Regions from separate parts of the Homo sapiens genome. Here regions 1 and 3 are each linked to region 2. A link is a contact called in ENCODE Hi-C or POLR2A ChIA-PET data. All regions are on one chromosome and are shown on one strand. The core of a region is the stretch at or near the end of the contact, and the rest is flanking DNA. Distances in the headings are between cores, read along the strand shown. Region 1 has its middle 21 kb from the start of PPM1F-AS1. Region 2 overlaps MAPK1 (mitogen-activated protein kinase 1). Region 3 overlaps YPEL1 (yippee like 1).

Region 1 (4,100 bases), core at 1,521-4,020, 120 kb after region 2:
TTGGCTGGTGGGTCTGTTTCACTGTTAGGCTTTGGAGCTGATCTGGACATCAATTCTCAAGGTGTTGATGTCAAAGGCTTTGTGTTTTAAAAATGGAAGAAAGCCAGGCGTGGTGGCTCACGCCTGTAATCCCAGCACGTTTGGAGGCCGAGGTGGGCAGACTGCCTGAGCTCAGGAGTGAGTTTGAGACCAGCTTAAGCAACATGGTGAAACCCCATCTCTACTAAAGTACAAAAAATTAGCCAGGCATGGTGCTCCACGCCTGTAGTCCCAGCTACTTGGGAGGCTGAGGCGAGAGAATCGCTTGAACCTCGGAGGCAGAGGTTGCAGTGAGCTGAGACCGCGCCACTGCACTCCAGCCTGGGTGACAGAGCGAGACTCTCTCTCTCAAAAAAAAAAAAAAAGAAAAAAAAAAGGAAGAAGATTTTTGTCTTCCATTTACTGAAATAAAACAGCACCTGATGAACTGCTCATATAGGATTGTCAGGGCTTGATATCTGTGTCCTTATAGACACATACGGTGTAAGAAACTTCCACTATTTTTTTCTAAATGTCTGCCTACAAACTTTTCTTGGTGCAAAAATCTTTCACTTACTGAAAGAAAACAGACCATGATAAGCTGTTCAGAAAAGTCTGCTACATTGTTGGGATCAGGCATTGAGATGGCAGGGAGGGAGTGGGCCCCAGAGGCAGGCCTTTGAGCCTCCTGGGGCTGGGCAGTGAGTGAGGAAGAGGTCCCCTGACTATGGCCACAGTGACTGCCTAGGACAGTGGTCCAAGGAGAGGCCTGCCTGTGATGGGGCTTTGGTGCCACCATGGCTCCCTGTGCTGCTCCTGGAGCTAACACATCTGGCCAGGACCCTCTATGGGGGTAGGACAAATCCTCAGGGCTGGCTCTCGAGGGCTTGTGCCCACTTCTTGGCTGTGGGAGGCCCAGATGTCCAGAACACCGATGTCCAAGTCCCAGGAAGCAGATCCAAGACAGCTTTGTGTATGGAGCCCCCCAGCTGAGGTCCTGTCCTCAACTGGTTCAGAGCCTGGCTCCACCCAAGACCAGCCACCTGTTCTCAAGACCAGGTGAGAACAGGAGGGATCTGCAGGACCACAACGCAGCTGGGATCCAGGGACCTTCTGAGGGAAATCTGGGGCAGGCCAGTCATCAGCCCTCCCAGCCAGGATTCTTGCCTCTGTTTCCCTGGCTCTGCCTCACGTCACCTCTTGCCTGGGGGACCTTGGTTTTGGGCTCCCTTCCACCAGCTGAAGCCTCCATTTGGTGGGTGTGAGGCCCAGTCCTAACCCCCCAGCTCCCCACCCCTTCCCCAGGCAGACTCTGGCCTCAGCTGTCTGTGCTAGACTTAGCTCCAGGTTTGGCCCCCTCCTGACTGAGGGGTTGGCTCACACCCCTTTCACCTCCATCCCCACCCCCACTTGCCACACTGTGGCCTGCTCCCATGGGTGAACCCCCTGTAGGTGCCAGGCAGCTCCAGCCCGTCTGCCTGCCTGTGCACCCTCAGTCCCTTGGGCCTCCCCCCCCCCCACCCAGAGGTCCTGAGAGAGGGTGCTCTCCGGGATCAGCTCTGTGAAAGTGAGGGGCAGACAGAGAGCACTGAGCCACTATCTGGCTGTGAAGATGAGTTTCAGACACATAAGCCAGTTCACCAGAGAACAGTCAAGACAGCAGATACTTAGGAAGGAAATCCTGCTGGGAGCTTCAGAGGAGCAGGGGTGTGGGGAGGAGGACATGGATGCTTGAGTAGGTGTGGTGGGCGGCCCAGGGCCTGGTCCCAGCTCTTGCATCCGGGGCTAGTTCCCCTGCTTCCCTAAGGATGCCCCCTCTGTGACACAGTGGACACAGATAAAGCTGTCTTTTGGCTAGGCGCGGTTGCTCACGCCTGTAATCCCAGTACTTTGGGAGGCTGAGGCGGGTGGATCACAAGGTCAAGAAATCAAGACCATCCTGGCCAACATGGTGAAACCCTATCTCTACACAAAAATTAGCTGGGCGTGGTGGTGTGCACCCGTAGTCCCAGCTACTCAGAAGGCTAAGGCAGGGGAATCGCTTGAACCCAGGAGGTGGAGGTTGTAGTGAGCCAAGATCGCACCACTGCACTCCAGCCTGGAGACAGAACAAGACTTCTCTCAAAAAAAAAAAAAAAGCTGCTTTTCTGGCGCTGGTCCTGGAGAGTTGGAGGCTGCAGCCCTGGGCAGCAGGCACTGCCGGGAGCCGGGGGAGGGGACTGAGAGCTCTCTCAGGTGGCTTGGGAAGGACCAGGAGAAAATGCACAGACAAGGCTACAGACAGGAGAGAGGAGGCCTGCAGGCAAAGTGGGAGTGGGGAAGGCACCGGGCTCAGGCAGCCCTAGGACAGCTGCTCCCATGCGCCCACAAGCCTGAGGGCCTCCCCCACATTCTACGGAGAAGTTCAGGGCAGCACTTTTGGCCGTGGCTGGGCAGTGTCTGCGGGGAGGCATTTCTGATGTTTGTGTGCCCTTGAAGCCTGAGCTCAGCCAGGAGCACAAGGGCGAGTTTCCCGGCCCCTGCTGCCTTGCTTTCTCTTGATTGAGAAAGGAACCAAAGATCAAAAGGCAGTGAAGAATTGGGGACTCTGAGAAGGGTGACTTTCCAAGGCTTGGACCCCTTAGCAGCTTTGCGGCCTAGGGGCACTTGACCCCTGTGTGATAAGCCGAATCCTCTTTGTCTTAGGTGGGGAATTGGTAGCTGGCTCATCCCTTGCCCCAGCACCTGCAGCAGCGTGGCAAACACTTGGCCAACATGCGCTGAAGGACTGGTCGACAGAGTCCCACGACTGGCTGCTTCAATACTGACCCCCTGAGGGCACTGAGAAGGCTCTGAAGCCGTCTCCAAGAGCAGTTTCATGTGTGCTAGGAGCTGCAGCCACATGGGACTGGGCCTGTGCGTGCTATCCTGGGGCTTCAGGGGGAACCAGCCCTCCAGCCTGCTAAGCGACCAGCAGCAACGCTCGGGCCAAGGCCCTGCATTTTGCTGCTGGCCGTCCTTGGGTGGGTGAGGCTACAGAGGTCTGGACTGGAGGTTGTGGTTGGGGGCCACAGGTCTAGAGCAAAGGGAGGCAGGTGGGCGGGCCTTGTGGGGGGTTCCCTAAAATCCATCAGGTGTGGTGGTCCTGAGGTGAGTTTCTGATATCTGTCCAAGCAGCCATCAGGGGCCAGTCCCTTCCACCAGGAACAGTGAGGCTTGCCCACCACCGAAGCGCTGCTCCCCACCCCCTCAGCCTCGCTCCCCCACCTAGTGCAGCCACCACTGCCATTCCTAGTTCTCTACCAGGACCCCAGGGCTTAGCACTGCCCACCCCTGCTGCTGGTGGATCTCTCCAGGTCTTCTGTTAAGGCATTTTTATCTTTTTTTTCCCTTAAAATTCCCATGACAGATTACATAAAAGCATTTTTAAAGCATGTTCACCGTACTAAAAAAAATTAGGATTTAGAAGAAAACCTAAAGGGGGGAGGAAAAAACCCCCTATAACCCTGCCCCTCAGGGAGCACCAGCAGTGAACCTGCAGTGGATTCACTTCTGGGCGGCAGCCGAGCTCCCATGTGGGACAAGTGCCATGCAGGCTTCGAGGATGGCGGAGCGGGGTGGCGGGAGCAGGGGGCAGAAGAAAGGCTCAGTGCTTTGTTCTTTTTTTGAGACAAGGTCTTGCTCTGTCACCCAGGATGGAGTGCAGTGGCGCAATCCTAGCTCACTGCAGCCTCAAGCTCCTCAAACTTAAGCGATCCTCCTGCCTCAGCCTCCTAAGTAGCTGGGACTACAGGCTTGTGCCATCATACTGGGGCTAATTTTTTGATTATCTGTAGAGATGGGGGTCTCCCTATGTTGCCCAGGCTGGTCTCAAACTCCTGAGCGCAAGAGATCCTCCCACCTCAGCCTCCCAAAGTGCTGGGATTACAGGTGTGCGCCACCACACCTGGCCTCAGGAGGTGCCAGGAGGGTATAAATGGTGGGCCTCAAGAGCGTCATGTCAGAGGGTCTCCATCCTCAGGATGGAACCTCCTGGGGCACATCAGGCTCCTGGATAAAATGAGGGGTCCTCAATGCTCCTGTGGCTCCCCAATGTCATGTGA
Region 2 (4,530 bases), core at 132-2,631:
GCTGGGATTACAAGTGTGAGCCACCACACCCAGCAACTTTTCTTTAAAAAATTTTTTTTCTTTCCTAAACAAGCTAAAACAGCGCAAGTTTTCTGAAAGCTGAAATTCTATAAAACGTTACAAATATGTACACAGAGTGCTCTAGCTTCTCAAAACTGGGACAATATGAGTTTAAAAAAAAAAAAGAAAGAAAATTAAAATGGAGAACACATAAAAAAAAAATCCTGGGTCTGCAATAGTGTTTTAAAAACAAAGGTAGGATACAGAGGAAGAGAAAGGGTAAATGGGAAAAATCTTCATAGGAGAATTCTAGCTAATACAAGTAAAAGAAAGAACAAATTTAGAAAATTACCATTTTATAACCTCCAGTATGATAACTGACAGAAGTGAGTGCTGAACCACTGGGGGAAGGCTGCTGGGAAACAAGGATGGCCATCCTGGCTAACATGGTAAAACCCTGTCTCTACTAAAAATACAAAAAAATTAGCCGGGCGTGGTGGCGGGCACCTGTAGTCCCAGCTACTTCTGCACCGTCTTCAGGAATCTGTAGTGGTCGTGTTAGAAACGTGCAAGCTACATCTCATCAGAAAGAACTCACTGGAGGAATCCACAATGTGAACCACTCTGTGAAACAACTGATCTGTACATTGCAAAGTACTGAATGTCTTAAAGAAGAGAGGAAGGGCAAGACTGTTCTAGACTAAGAATAATGCATGAAACAATTAAATCATGTGTTGAAAACAGAGTTACCTAGACTTTTTTGGGAGGATGGGATGTCATGGAATTAATGCTGATCATTTTATGAAAGGGTAAGGGTACTCTAGCTGTGGGAAGAACACCTTCCTTGTAAGGAGCATTAGTATGCCCCAAAGGGTCTAGGAGTGAAGTGTTATATGTTGGTGAAGTGTCACATGGTCTGACAAAAGAGAAGAGACAGAAGAAGAAAGAGAGAGAGAAAGGAAAGAGTAAGAGAGGGAAGGAGGGATAAGAAATATGACAAGGTGTTAATAGCTGGAGAACCAAGGACAGGGGCATATGGGTATTCACTCTACTCTCAATTTTTCTATGGGTTTGATAATTTTCTACATTAATAAAAATAAACAAAATGAAGACAACTGCTAGAAGTAACATTCTCAGGCTACAGGTATCGCAAATAAGAAAAAAATGAACACTCAATTTTCACTTTGGTGACCCTGCAAGTAGAAGGAAAAGCTGGTCATCTTGAAGAACACCCTCTCTGGCTACTTCTCCCTGGAGGGTAATAGAGAAGTGGAGACAGTGGCGGCGTCTAAGTCAGAACGGAGACTGCAAGACCAAGCCACACCAGGACAAAGGCACACCAACAGCTCCCTTTACAACTGGCACTGAACACTGGCATGCCAATGCTCCTTGTTTAGAATGGCTGTCACGTGGCCAGTCAGAGAAAGAACCTGTTGTGTGGGATTATTTGTGATATAGAATTACAGAGAATCAACATGGCATTTTCTTCTCTGAAACATCTGTTACACCAAATCCTTCTTTATAATGGAATTTATGTTAATGAGATTTTACTTTTATAACTAAACTGAACAAATGTAGGATATCAAGAAAAACTAAATGCTTTAAACAAATTCCATTTCCTTATGAAAAAATCTAATAGCTTATCTGTACTAGTAATAAAGGATGGAGGAAGAAAAAGAAGACTATAAGCTAATTAGACCTGTTCTTTCATTTCCACTAAGCCTCTCAGGACTATTTCTGGTTCCTGGGCCCTAGATACAAGATCCAATGTCTATTTTTATTGCTTTTCTTCAAGTATCTTTACATGACAGCAGAGGGAACTGTGTTTAAGAATCTTATAATCCTGAGATACTAGATACAGGTAGTATGTCAGGCCTACTTAACTACTCAATTTTCACACCTTATTCATATATTATTTGCAAATAACAGAAAAATACTGAATCTCAATCTCCATAGCAGCCCTCAATTTTTGCCTCCTGGCTCATAAACCCAACAAAAAATGTCAGACTTCACTTTTCTGGGCTTTTGTAAACTTATTCAACCATTTCTTATGACCAAGACACAGACCTTGCTAGTAGAGTGTGGATGAGACCTGGATGCACTCTCTATAGCCACTCACAGATGCAGAGGAAAGCACTTCATTTGGAAGCAGGAAATCACGTAATTTCAAAAGAATCCACGGCAGTTCCTACTCTGTCCACATTTATGTTTTCTTCAAGTACAACAAATTACAATATAATTCTGCCGAAGAGACATTCTTCATTATCAGATAAATTTGACCTTTATAGAATAGCCCTGGCCCATGTTCACAGAAATACACATTACTGAATAACCTCTACAACAAACCCAGCCTGCACCTAACAGTGACAGCGATAGGTAGGACTTCAGGACAGCTGTCCAAGGAGTGAAACACAGACCACTTATGGTAACAGTGACTGGAGAGGCACACCCCCTCCTACTCTACAACCGTCAGCACTATATCAGCTGAGGTAGAGAGGCTGAGCCCTAGGGCCCAGAAGTTCAATGCCGAACAAAATTTAGACAGCACCTTGGGGCCAGGTGTGGTGGCTCATCCCTGTAATCCCAGCACTTTGCGGGGGGCGTGGGGGGTGCTGAGGTGGGTGGATCCCTTAAGCTCAGGAGTTCAAGACCAGCCTGGGCAACATGCGACATAGGAAGACGCCCTACTTTTACAAAAAAAATTTAAAAATTAGCCAGATGTGGCCAGGCACAGTGGCTCACGCCTGTAATCCCAGCACTTTGGGAGGCTGAGGTGGGCGGATCATAAGGTCAGGAGATAGAGACCATCCCGGCTAACACGGTGAAACCCCGTCTCTACTAAAAAATACAAAAAATTAGCCGGGCATGGTGGCGGGAGCCTGTAGTCCCATCTACTTGGGAGGCCGAGGCAGGAGAATGGTGTGAACCCAGGAGGCGGAGCTTGCAGTGAGCTGAGATTGTGCTACTGCACTCTGCCTGGGCAACAGAGTGAGACTCCATCTCAAAAAAAAAAAAAAATTAGCCAGGTGTAGCGGTGCACTCTGTAGTCCCAGCAACTCCGGAGACTGAGGTGAGGAGGGTCACTTGAGCCCAGGAGGTTGAGACTGGTAAGCCGTGATGGTGCCACTGCACTCCAGCCTGGGTGACAGAGTAACACCCTGTCTCAAAAAAGACAGCACCTTGTCTCTGGCCAGACAGGCAAACTCTCAACGCAGAGGGAGACTTACGGCTTACTGCAATGCATTCAGAAAGTTCTCTTACTTACTGGATTTCTTTTTATGCAAACTTCATCCTTACCTTGGAATTCAACATAATTTCTGGAGCCCTGTACCAACGTGTGGCCACATATTCTGTCAGGAACCCTGTGTGATCATGGTCTGGATCTGCAACACGGGCCAGGCCAAAGTCACAGATCTAAGAGAGAAAAAAAACAGGATAACTTCTTAGAAATTCTAACCTTTCATATCAAAACATCACAAAAATAAAAAAGGCAATAGGAATAATAATGCTACTAAGTGGCAGATACTTTCTGGGCATTCTAGAAAATCATTATTTAATTTTCCCAACAACCTGAAAAGCAATCAACATGTTAGAGACCAGGATGCAGGCTGAAGAAGTCTTTACAGAGCACACTTTAAGAAGCATCCCTACCTTTCATTATCTGCTTAGCACAAAGCAATCTCAATAGGTGAATTGACAAAAACTGTTCTGAGTAGTCACCAAAACCAACCAGTACCCTTTTCTCAGCCTGTCCTGCTGGAGCTCTCAGGACTGCTGTGAAGATCTGCACTGGCCTTCTATTCTCAGACTCTACTTTCTGCTAGTCTTCTACTTAGTCTATAAATATAAGTATTTCCAAAGATTCTTCCCACTTCCTTCTTCTAGGTAGTCAAACCTACTCCCAAAGCTTTTTTTTTTTAAAGTTTCATATACTTAAGAATATTTTATTTTTAAAAAATACATAGTTTCTCATTTTCTCCGGTCTCAAGCATCTACTGGCCTTTCATCATCTGGCCCTCCAATATCATGGTGTGGCTTATTTTCTATTTTTAGTAGAGATGGGGTTTCACCACGTTGGCCAGGCTGGTCTCGAACTCCTCACCTCAGGTGATTCAACCACCTCAGCCTCCCAAAGTGTTGGGATTACAGGTGTGAGCCACCATGCCTGGCCATGATTTTTTTTTAAGGTCTGTCAACACTATAAAATCAAAGACTAACCAAATTTACATGACACTAATCAATACAATGCCAAGGCTACAAAATAAAAAAGCAGTAGTACTCAGTATAATTCCATACAAAGGAAAATAAATAAGGATATGGTACAAGAAAATATACCTTTTGGGCTGTGTAAATTCAGATTTTCAAAAACAAAGGATGCCCCAAAGACGTGTTTCATTTGTATCTATCAGAGTCTTTCTTTCATAGGCATAGCCAGAATTTTCACATGTTGTGATCCCAGCATCTTGTGACTCCTACTGGGATTTCTGTGGGATCAGTCTAGTAAACAAGGGCACAGACTAGTATAGCTCA
Region 3 (4,170 bases), core at 1,637-4,136, 78 kb before region 2:
ATCCAGGGGCTGACAAGACAGTGAGGAGCCGCCAGGCACCATCTGGGGAAACCAGAAACCAGAGAGGCGAGCCAAGCCGCTCTTGCCCTGAAAACATCTGCCCCCATCCAGCCACCCCGGGCTTCCGATGAGAACTCTAAGGCTGGTCCCCACCCCACAGAGCAGTGATCATAGGACAGCCCTCACAGGACTTATGGCCCAAATTCACACCAGTGAGAAGATTCCAAAAGCTCACAGTTGATGGATTTAGTTTAAATTGGCTTTAGGCTGACAGCGCCCTGAGGTACCTGGCAGAAGGAAGCGTAAACCTAGTTTGGAGGAAGCATCTTTATCCTAGATCTGAAAAATTCCCACAAAGTCATTTTTCCAGGACAATGAGTAATGCAGTCAAAAGTAACCACACATTCACAGAAACAATGCCCCATGAGCAAGGACAGAAAAGGCCAGCAGCAGGACCAGATCCAGAGACTCAACATCTCAAAGACCTGAGGCAGACCATGAGGCTCCTCCACTTACCTGTACTCACGGAGGGAACCGATGAGCTTGAGAGTATATGTAACCAACAGCAAACGAGAAAAAAAATGACCTTGCAGAAAAACAGGTGTAGACATTCTAGAAATAAACAGCATTCAGCCCAATGGGTTTAACAGGAATAGGAGAATAAAAAGAGAATACCTACACTGAAGATACGTCAGAATAAATTATGCTGAATAAAGAAGAGCGAGAGGCCGGGCGCGCTGGCTCACGCCTGTAATCCCAGCACTTTGGGAGGCCGGGGCTGGGGGGGCGGGGGGCGGATCACAAGGTCAGGAGTTCGAGACCAGCCTGGCCAACACGGTGAAACCCCGTCTCTACTAAAAATACAAAAATTAGCCGGGCGTGGTGGTGTCTGCCTGTAGTCTCAGCTACTCAGGAGGCTGAGGCAGGAGAGTTGCTTGAACCCGGGAGGCGGAGGTTGCAGTGAGCTGAGATTGCGCCACTGCACTCCAGCCTTGGGTAACAGAGCAATAGTCCGTCTCAAAAAAAAAAAAAAAACAAAAAAACAGTGAGGAAGGTGGAAATATGAGTCTTAAACTAAGAGATGTGAAGCAGGGAGAGATGACATTTATTTGGATTTCAGAAGGTTGAGGCAAGAAGAAAATGGGGTAGAGGCGCTTTGTGAATAATTGATGATTGTGGATTCTCCAGAATTAAGGAAAAGCTACTAATCCACAGACTTAAAAAGCCCAACAGTCCTAAAGCAGGATAAATAAAAATAAAGCCACAGCTAGACAAATAATGAAACTGCAAAACACCAAAGATAAAGGGGAAAAAAGTCTTAAAAGTGTCCAGAGGAAGGAAAAATGACCTGTTCAACAGAACAAGCTCCCAGGTAAAACAAGAGCCCAAAAGGCAGCAGAGAAAGGGACAATTATGATTCTGAAAGATAATAACTGATATCTCAGATTTTACATTCAGTGAAAATATCTTTCAAGAAGTGGGGCAAAGGCTGGACATAGTGGCTCACACTTGTCATCCCAGCACTTTGGGAGGCCAAGGCAGGAGGATTGCTTGAGCCCAGGAGTTTGAGACCAGCCTGTGCAACAGTGAGACCCTGTCTCTACGCAAAAAAAGTGTTTTTCAATTAGCCAAGTGTGGCGTCACGTGTCTGTGGTCCCAGCTACTAGGGAGGCTGAAGTGGGAGGATTGCTTGAGCCCAAGGGGTCGAGGCTGCAATGAGCAGAGATTGTGCCACTGGACTTAGCCTAGGTAATGAGTGAGACTCTGTCTCAAAAAAAAAAAAAAACAAAAACAAAACAACAACAACAACAACAAAGAGTCTGAGTCTGGGTGCAGTGGCTCATGCCTGTAATCCCAGCACTTTGGGAGGCCAAGGCGGGTGGATCATGAGGTCAGGAGATGGAGACCATCCTGGCTAACACAATGAAACCCCATCTCTACTAAAAATACAAAAAAAATTAGTGGGGCGTGGTGGTGGGCACCTGTAGTCCCAGCTACTTGGGAGGCTGAGGCAGGAGAATGGCGTGAACTCAGGAGGTGGAGCTTGCAGTGAGCTGAGATCGCACCACTGCACTCCAGCCTGGGCAACAGAGCGAGGCTCCATCAAAAAAAAATAATAATATAAATAAATAAATAAAAGAAAAAAGACTGGCATAAGATACAAAAACAGGTCAATGTGACATGAAAGAGAGCCCGGAAACAGACCACAGGTGGATACAGACAGCACAGAGGAGCTCTGCAGCGCCTGGAGAACAGTTCCCAGGGGAATACTGCTGGACCAAGCACATCTGCAGGAGAAGAGAAACCAAGCTGAATCCGATTTCATTAACAAAATCAACAGTTCATCACATTTATCAACAGAGATGACTTCATCTAGCAGGAATTTTGTGGAGGAAATTTCTGTACAAAGGTATACACGTGTAAATACACACACACACACACACACACCATCTTCTAAATGAAGTCCATTTCTTTCTCCAATATTATGTTAAAGAATTTCTGAAAAAGTCTGCCTATATTGGATATTCCTGATGGGTGATTTCCCCAAACCTTAAACTCTTTTTCTTACTAGCTGCTATTAAGTCATCTTGTGCCAATCCTGAAATTTTCTCTTGGGTTTCTTAGAATCAAGAAGACCTCACATTTAGCGTTAACACAGTACATTTTATTAGATCTTATCTATTGCCCTGAACTACTGGGCCCTTCATGAATCTGAACCCTGCCATCTCTTCCATCTGGCATCTCTTCCATGAAACTTGCTGACATGCCCTGGGGAGGTCATGGGGACAGGTATCAGCTCGGCCACCACCCTCCAGGAGCCCAGCACCACTTCCACCTCTGCTCTCCTGTCCACATGTCCCACACGGTGCACGAGGATGTCATGTGACAACTTGTCAGTAGCTCATTCAAATCCATGCATGTTGCACCAGTTCATGGAAGGAAGCGTTCTGACTTCACTTCTTACTGAACTCATGTTCAATCTCTGTGATATTTTCAACTAAGTTTCTTGTTACTAAAATGAGACTTAAATTAATAAACTTTCATTTCTCTCTTCTTTCCCTGGACTTCCCTTTAACAAAGATACTAAGAATATGAAGTGAAGCAGCTAAGAGAGAGACAGGAAACTTATTCACAAACTGGGTATTCAGGTCTCTAGCGTTCAGAATCCCTGCTCCAAGTGACTCAAGTAGAGAGCTACAGAAACTGCCCTTCACTTTGTTCATCATTTTAAAATAAGTAGTATCAGCCAGGGGCGGTGACTTATGCCTGTAATCCCAACACTTTGGGAGGGTGAGGCAGGAGGATCACTTGAGGTCAGGAGCTCGAGACCAGTCTGGACAACATGGCGAAACCCCGTCTCTATTGAAAATACAAAAATTAGCCAGGCGGCCGGACGCGGTGGCTCACGCCTGGAATCCCAGCACTTTGGGAGGCCCAGGCGGGTGGATCATGAGGTCAGGAGTTCAAGACCAGCCTGGCCAAGATGGTGAAACCCGTCTCTACTAAAAATACAAAAATTACAGCGCACCTGTAATCCCAGCTACTCAGGAGGCTGAGGTGGGAGAATCGTTTGAACCTGGGGGGCGGAGGTTGCAGGGAGCCAAGATCGCACCACTGCACTCCAGCGTGGGTGACAGAGCGAGACTCCATCTCAAAAAAAAAAAAAAAAATTAGCCAGGCGTGGTGGTGAGTGCCTGTAATCCCAGCTACTTGGGAGGCTGAGGCAGGAGAATCACTTGAACCTGGGAGGCAGAGGTTGCAGTGAACTGACATAGCACCAATGCACTCTAGCCTGGGTGACAGAGCGAGACTCTGTATCAAAAAAAAAAAAAAAAAAAAAGCAGTATCACTTTTTTGTGTGTGAGACAAGGTCTCAGTCTGTTGCCGAGGCCGGAGTGCAGTGGCATGGTCACACAGCTCACTGCAGCCTTGACCTCCTGGGCTCAAGCAATCCTCCCAGCTCAGCCTCCCAAGTAGCTGACACTACAGGCCCATGCCACCACGCCTGGCTAATTTTTTTGTTGTAGAGATGGGGTCTCACTTTGTTACCCAAGCTGGTCTCAAACGCCTGGGTTCAAGTGATCTAACCGCCCCAGCCTCCCAAAGTGCTGGGATTACAGGCATCAGCCACCACACCTGACTGCGATTTTTTGAGACAGTCTCACTCTG

Evidence for each region. A loop is a pair of places that touch in the nucleus more often than their neighbours do. ChIA-PET counts read pairs that join two places held with the same protein, here RNA polymerase II (POLR2A). Pooled maps may share reads with other maps.
Region 1: a map of cardiac septum shows a loop between it and region 2 (2.1-fold over the local background). The contact joins two enhancer-like sites. A Hi-C loop is called at or near these places in 2 of 168 maps with a recorded cell type or tissue (astrocyte of the cerebellum and cardiac septum), 2 of 37 single-sample maps with no recorded cell type and 2 of 50 pooled maps. POLR2A ChIA-PET finds 5 or more read pairs at or near these places in 4 of 52 experiments (HEK293, PC-9, WTC11 and 1 more).
Region 3: a loop to region 2 is called in a map of heart left ventricle, with 3 times the contacts of the local background. The contact joins two enhancer-like sites. A Hi-C loop is called at or near these places in 5 of 168 maps with a recorded cell type or tissue (Caki2, K562, heart left ventricle and 2 more), 1 of 37 single-sample maps with no recorded cell type and 11 of 50 pooled maps. POLR2A ChIA-PET finds 5 or more read pairs at or near these places in 3 of 52 experiments (H1, K562 and OCI-LY7).

The regions. Positions count from the first base shown.
Region 1 is chr22:21,915,066-21,919,165 of GRCh38, forward strand. No RefSeq gene overlaps it. Among named protein-coding and RNA genes, the nearest start is that of PPM1F-AS1, 21 kb to the right of the region's middle. RefSeq lists an enhancer at 1,852-2,662. Within about 2 kb of position 2,771, at least 3 of the 41 ENCODE cell types and tissues checked have a DNase peak (open chromatin) inside an H3K27ac peak, as active enhancers do.
Region 2 is chr22:21,795,715-21,800,244 of GRCh38, forward strand. MAPK1 (mitogen-activated protein kinase 1) reads right to left here. Exons shown (of 9, transcript NM_002745.5): 4 at 3,298-3,414. Among named protein-coding and RNA genes, the nearest start is that of YPEL1, 62 kb to the left of the region's middle. RefSeq lists a silencer at 1,812-2,012. Within about 2 kb of position 1,382, at least 6 of the 41 ENCODE cell types and tissues checked have a DNase peak (open chromatin) inside an H3K27ac peak, as active enhancers do.
Region 3 is chr22:21,716,358-21,720,527 of GRCh38, forward strand. The region is part of intron 1 of YPEL1 (yippee like 1); the gene reads right to left. Among named protein-coding and RNA genes, the nearest start is that of YPEL1, 17 kb to the right of the region's middle. Within about 2 kb of position 2,887, at least 4 of the 41 ENCODE cell types and tissues checked have a DNase peak (open chromatin) inside an H3K27ac peak, as active enhancers do.